Linked DNA regions of Homo sapiens: region 1 is linked to region 2. Evidence: chromatin contacts called from ENCODE Hi-C or POLR2A ChIA-PET data. All regions are on one chromosome and are shown on one strand. The core of a region is the stretch at or near the end of the contact, and the rest is flanking DNA. Distances in the headings are between cores, read along the strand shown. Region 1 overlaps EDN1 (endothelin 1). Region 2 has its middle 130 kb from the start of EDN1.

Region 1 (2,739 bases), core at 132-2,631, 120 kb before region 2:
TTTCCTGGTCAGTCATGTGCTGGGACAGAGAAGGGATCTGGATTAGGCAACATCATAGAGTTGCTCTGAGCTGCTCTTTGGTGATAACCCTTCCAAATCCTAAACTTTTTGGAATTCACAAGCTCAAAGGAGGAAACCTACTCTCTGATCTACCACATGTTCTGCATTTTTCTATCATGGTCTATGGAAACTTCTCTTAGAAATCCAGTGGCAAGAAGTTCTATGATTAAAGTGTTCTGAGCTCAGGCCAGGCAGTCATGAACTACTTCTGAGTTATTTACTACTGATTTGTGGGGCAGCCTCAGCTATCGGTTTCTTCACACCTGCTTATGAGAGTATCCATATTTATGGTCGCAGGCCAGTAATGCTCCCCACGAGATCAGTTTCTGAACTAACCTGGAATTTTTTATGGGTTTTTATTATGCCAACTATTAAATCAACATTACAGTTCTTCCCTCTGTATTTCTCCTGTAAAACATTAGGCCTGCAAAAAAAAAAAATCTTTTTAAAAATAATTGCCATAAAGTATTTGCTCTGGGCCTACTGTATGCTTCTTTTCTTTTTCTCTCTTTTCAACTAAGTCACCGTCAATTTATTAAGATGGCCATAACTATTCAAAACCTATGCTGAGTTCCTCAAGGCAGGGTCACATAGTGATGAAGGTTGGGATGGGGCTACGGAAGAAACCAGAACAACTCTAGTTTATTTAAAACCTGTATTTACTGCCCACTTCCCCTTAGACTTGACCATATGACCCCTCGCTCCCATTCTAAGCATAGGGGCAGGCTTTATTTTTACAATGGTAATAGATATCACTTGAGGTTTTATCAAAGAGTTGCGGCGGGTGGTGAAAGTTCACAACCAGATTCAGGTTTTGTTTGTGCCAGATTCTAATTTTACATGTTTCTTTTGCCAAAGGGTGATTTTTTTAAAATAACATTTGTTTTCTCTTATCTTGCTTTATTAGGTCGGAGACCATGAGAAACAGCGTCAAATCATCTTTTCATGATCCCAAGCTGAAAGGCAAGCCCTCCAGAGAGCGTTATGTGACCCACAACCGAGCACATTGGTGACAGACCTTCGGGGCCTGTCTGAAGCCATAGCCTCCACGGAGAGCCCTGTGGCCGACTCTGCACTCTCCACCCTGGCTGGGATCAGAGCAGGAGCATCCTCTGCTGGTTCCTGACTGGCAAAGGACCAGCGTCCTCGTTCAAAACATTCCAAGAAAGGTTAAGGAGTTCCCCCAACCATCTTCACTGGCTTCCATCAGTGGTAACTGCTTTGGTCTCTTCTTTCATCTGGGGATGACAATGGACCTCTCAGCAGAAACACACAGTCACATTCGAATTCGGGTGGCATCCTCCGGAGAGAGAGAGAGGAAGGAGATTCCACACAGGGGTGGAGTTTCTGACGAAGGTCCTAAGGGAGTGTTTGTGTCTGACTCAGGCGCCTGGCACATTTCAGGGAGAAACTCCAAAGTCCACACAAAGATTTTCTAAGGAATGCACAAATTGAAAACACACTCAAAAGACAAACATGCAAGTAAAGAAAAAAAAAAGAAAGACTTTTGTTTAAATTTGTAAAATGCAAAACTGAATGAAACTGTTACTACCATAAATCAGGATATGTTTCATGAATATGAGTCTACCTCACCTATATTGCACTCTGGCAGAAGTATTTCCCACATTTAATTATTGCCTCCCCAAACTCTTCCCACCCCTGCTGCCCCTTCCTCCATCCCCCATACTAAATCCTAGCCTCGTAGAAGTCTGGTCTAATGTGTCAGCAGTAGATATAATATTTTCATGGTAATCTACTAGCTCTGATCCATAAGAAAAAAAAGATCATTAAATCAGGAGATTCCCTGTCCTTGATTTTTGGAGACACAATGGTATAGGGTTGTTTATGAAATATATTGAAAAGTAAGTGTTTGTTACGCTTTAAAGCAGTAAAATTATTTTCCTTTATATAACCGGCTAATGAAAGAGGTTGGATTGAATTTTGATGTACTTATTTTTTTATAGATATTTATATTCAAACAATTTATTCCTTATATTTACCATGTTAAATATCTGTTTGGGCAGGCCATATTGGTCTATGTATTTTTAAAATATGTATTTCTAAATGAAATTGAGAACATGCTTTGTTTTGCCTGTCAAGGTAATGACTTTAGAAAATAAATATTTTTTTCCTTACTGTACTGATTTGGAATCATTACTGAAATTTGTAAGGAGTGGGCCAACGTGATTAAGTACCATAAAGGCAAATAAATGGTTAAAGACGGTTTCATAGAAAAGTGACAATTAGAAGGATATTACGGTCTAAGCTAATTATATAAAGAATTTTATCTGTATCTTAAATGTTGATTTTATACTGCATTGAGGTAAAAACACAAAACAAAAAAGCAGCTTTAACACCTCTGTCTTCTCTTGGGTAGCAGCCTCCTGCTTCTCCTTCACCTGAAAAATTCTCCAGGGACTTCATCCATTAACTTGGCTCAGGCTATTAGGCAGGATTCAACAGTTTAAGCTGATGGTGTGGTGAGAGATGCTTTATCCATATTAATGGACTGAAGGAAGTAATGGCAAGACAACCCCCCAAAACATACCTAATTATACAAAGTTATATACCAAAGTTGCTTTTAGAAAATGGCCTGCTCAGAGCAAGTAGAGGTTTCCAATGGCTTTTTATTTTCTCACATTAAGGATGTTGTTTCTTAAGGAACATTGAGTACCATTG
Region 2 (2,824 bases), core at 208-2,707:
ATACCGTCACTTCTGCCACTTTGAAATCATTAGAAGCAAGTCGCTATTGTGACCTACACTCAAGGGAAAGAGAATTAGGCCCCACCTTTTGAGAGAGGAGTGTCAAAGAATTTGTGGACTAATTTTCAAACAACCACATGACCTAATGCATGTTACACACTTGTCTACTTTTTTTGACTAGTATTTTAGAATAAATATATAGAAATGGAGTTACTGGTTCAAAGGGCATGCCATTTAAAAAATATTCCTTGTATATGAGATAGCTTTTAGGAAGAAGTCAAAAGATGCTGTCTATTGTGTCACATACTTCATAGCACTATCATTATCCATAGCACTATCATTAAGGCACTGCAAGTTGTGCGGTAGTGGTGGCTTTGGATACATCTGAGGTATGATAGAAAAAGAATCTTTAAGATACACAGGAGCTAAATAAAAATGGGCCCAGCATGTCATGACACAATGCTTGCATTTTTTTGCAGTAAGTCCTTCCTTTTCAAACTGGGTTACTCCCAAGGCACGTAGGCACAGGGAACAAGTGCTACTTAAAGCAACAGAATAAACACACGTCATCTCTAGTAAAGTGCTATTTTATTTGAAAAACTTTATTTGAAAAAAAAAAGAAGTAGATGTATTAAAAAATAGATTGTAAAGTTGCTTATATTTTAAAGAGGAAACACTAGGTATTATCTTGGTCTTCTGGTGGCCTGCTTTGTACAGTATCTCCTGATCCTGGGTAAATAATTAACTTTTCTTTCCATTTAGGTTACCTTAGTGGAGAAGTTTAGTGACTCAGTTAGTTGATGAGGAGATACTGAAGGATTTAAGGGAGGTTAAGAATCTGATATTTTTAAAAGGTATCTCCATCAAGAATATTGAAAACACTTCTGGAAAAAGAAGAAAGATAAATATTTGAATTTACCCAATAGATATTAAAGGCATTGCAAAACCCTCATAATTAAGCATTTAAAACAAAGCTAATAGAAATATAAAGAAGCAATCCATTTATGAGAGTAGTCACACCAGAAATAAATGACAGTATATGCCTACAATTCTAATAAATAACTAAGATGTCCTCACTAATCAATGAGGGAAGGAATGGATTCAATGCTTGTTGGGGGAAAATTGAGCTCTTTGGGGAAAAAAATCCATCTCAAGCCCTATCTTACATTACTTAGTAAGATAAACTCCAGATAAATGTGATGAGTGTAAAAATAAAATCATAAGAAACTTGAAGACAATTAGATGTGTACTTACTTGCTCTCCAGGTAGGAAGGAATTTCTAAATATAAAAGAAGGATTCTCTAGGGAAAGCAAATCAATCGCTGCATCTGAGTAAGTATTATACTTTTGTGTAATACATTAAACATTTAAAACAAACCACAAATACTGATGGATGGCATTCATTGTGTACCAGCTATGTGCCAAACACCACACTTGGAGCTTTGCCTTCATTGCTTACCCTTAATCCTTACACACAAAAAAACCCACCACAGGCTCAGTCGTACTGCCTCCACTTAACAAATGAGAAAACCGAGACTGCGAGAGATTACATGAGTAATTTGCAATGCTGGCTGCACACTGAATCACTCAGAGAGCTTTACAAAGGCCCGTGCCTAGGCCTCATCCCAGAGCAGTTTAATCAGATTTGCTGGGAATGGCACCTGGGCATAAAATCCTTTGTCCAAAGTCACACAACTGGTAACTGCAGAGACAGAGGCTTTTCTGTGTCCTCAACACCTGGACTTCTCCTATGCCATGTGGAAATTTTCTTGAGGATATAAACAGGCACTTAGTTTTCAAAGGTGGTAAAAACCTGAATGTAGGCTTAACTTAAAGCAGAAGTGATGTGAGATATGAGAGTCTATTTGTAGACCCACCTATAGCAGAGAATCCATAGTCTGTGTTTCTGGAATATCAGTGAAAAAAAGCCTCAGGGCTGGAATAGAAGGATAGCATTTTGATGGTCTAATAATTTTGAAACAATTGGCAATACTTAGACAACTTGAAAGGTGTTTGCATGAATCTAATTTCTTAGGCTTATCATCACCGTTGTAACTTCTTCTCTACCAATTGGGACATGACAATACAGACGAGTTACTTTATTGCATAGTTTTTAGGAACACAGATTTTTGGAGACAAACCACCTAATTTTGATTCCCAAATATATTCTTTATAGCTGAGTAATCTTAATTTACTCAACTTCTCCATGGCTCAGTTTTCTCAACTGTAAAATGGGAATAATAATAGTATTGTATTAATGCTGTGTAACAAATCACCTGAAACCATAGTGGCTTAAGATCTCTCCTGGTTTCTCTGGGTAGGAATTCAGGAACATCTTAGTCAGGCAGTTTCAGCTTGGGGTTTCTCTGAGCTGGGGCTGCTGTCATCTGATGGCTCACCTAGGGCTGGAGAATCCACTTCCAAGGTTCACTCACATAAATGACAAAATGTGGCTTATTGTTGGCAGGAAGCTTAAGTTTCTCCCCACAAAGGCCTATAGAGATAGGACTGCTTGAGAGTCCACATCGCATGCCATCTGGCTTCCCCCAGAATAAGTGACCCAAGAGACCAAGGTGGCAATTGTAATGCTTTCTGTGGCTTAGCCTTGAGGTCACACATCATCACTTCTGCAGTATTTCACTGGTCCCACAGATCAACTCTGGTTCAGTGTGGGAGCGAAATACACCCTTGCACCAGAAAGCAGGGATCACTGGGAGCCGTTTTGGACATGGCTATCACAAGTACCTAGTTTATTGGCTTGTTCCAAAGATACATACAATTGACCCTTGAACAACACAGGCTTGAACTACACGGGTCCACTTTT

Evidence for each region. A loop is a pair of places that touch in the nucleus more often than their neighbours do. ChIA-PET counts read pairs that join two places held with the same protein, here RNA polymerase II (POLR2A). Pooled maps may share reads with other maps.
Region 1: a loop to region 2 is called in a map of heart right ventricle, with 2.1 times the contacts of the local background. The contact joins two enhancer-like sites. A Hi-C loop is called at or near these places in 2 of 168 maps with a recorded cell type or tissue (both heart right ventricle), 2 of 37 single-sample maps with no recorded cell type and 4 of 50 pooled maps. POLR2A ChIA-PET finds 5 or more read pairs at or near these places in 1 of 52 experiments (PC-3).

Annotation. Positions count from the first base shown.
Region 1 is chr6:12,294,995-12,297,733 of GRCh38, forward strand. It overlaps EDN1 (endothelin 1), which reads left to right. Exons shown (of 5, transcript NM_001955.5): 5 at 968-2,200. The coding sequence ends at 1,073. Among named protein-coding and RNA genes, the nearest start is that of EDN1, 6.0 kb to the left of the region's middle. Within about 2 kb of position 1,382, at least 4 of the 41 ENCODE cell types and tissues checked have a DNase peak (open chromatin) inside an H3K27ac peak, as active enhancers do; they include PC-3, where a contact is called at or near this core.
Region 2 is chr6:12,419,319-12,422,142 of GRCh38, forward strand. No RefSeq gene overlaps it. Among named protein-coding and RNA genes, the nearest start is that of EDN1, 130 kb to the left of the region's middle. Within about 2 kb of position 1,458, at least 2 of the 41 ENCODE cell types and tissues checked have a DNase peak (open chromatin) inside an H3K27ac peak, as active enhancers do; they include PC-3, where a contact is called at or near this core.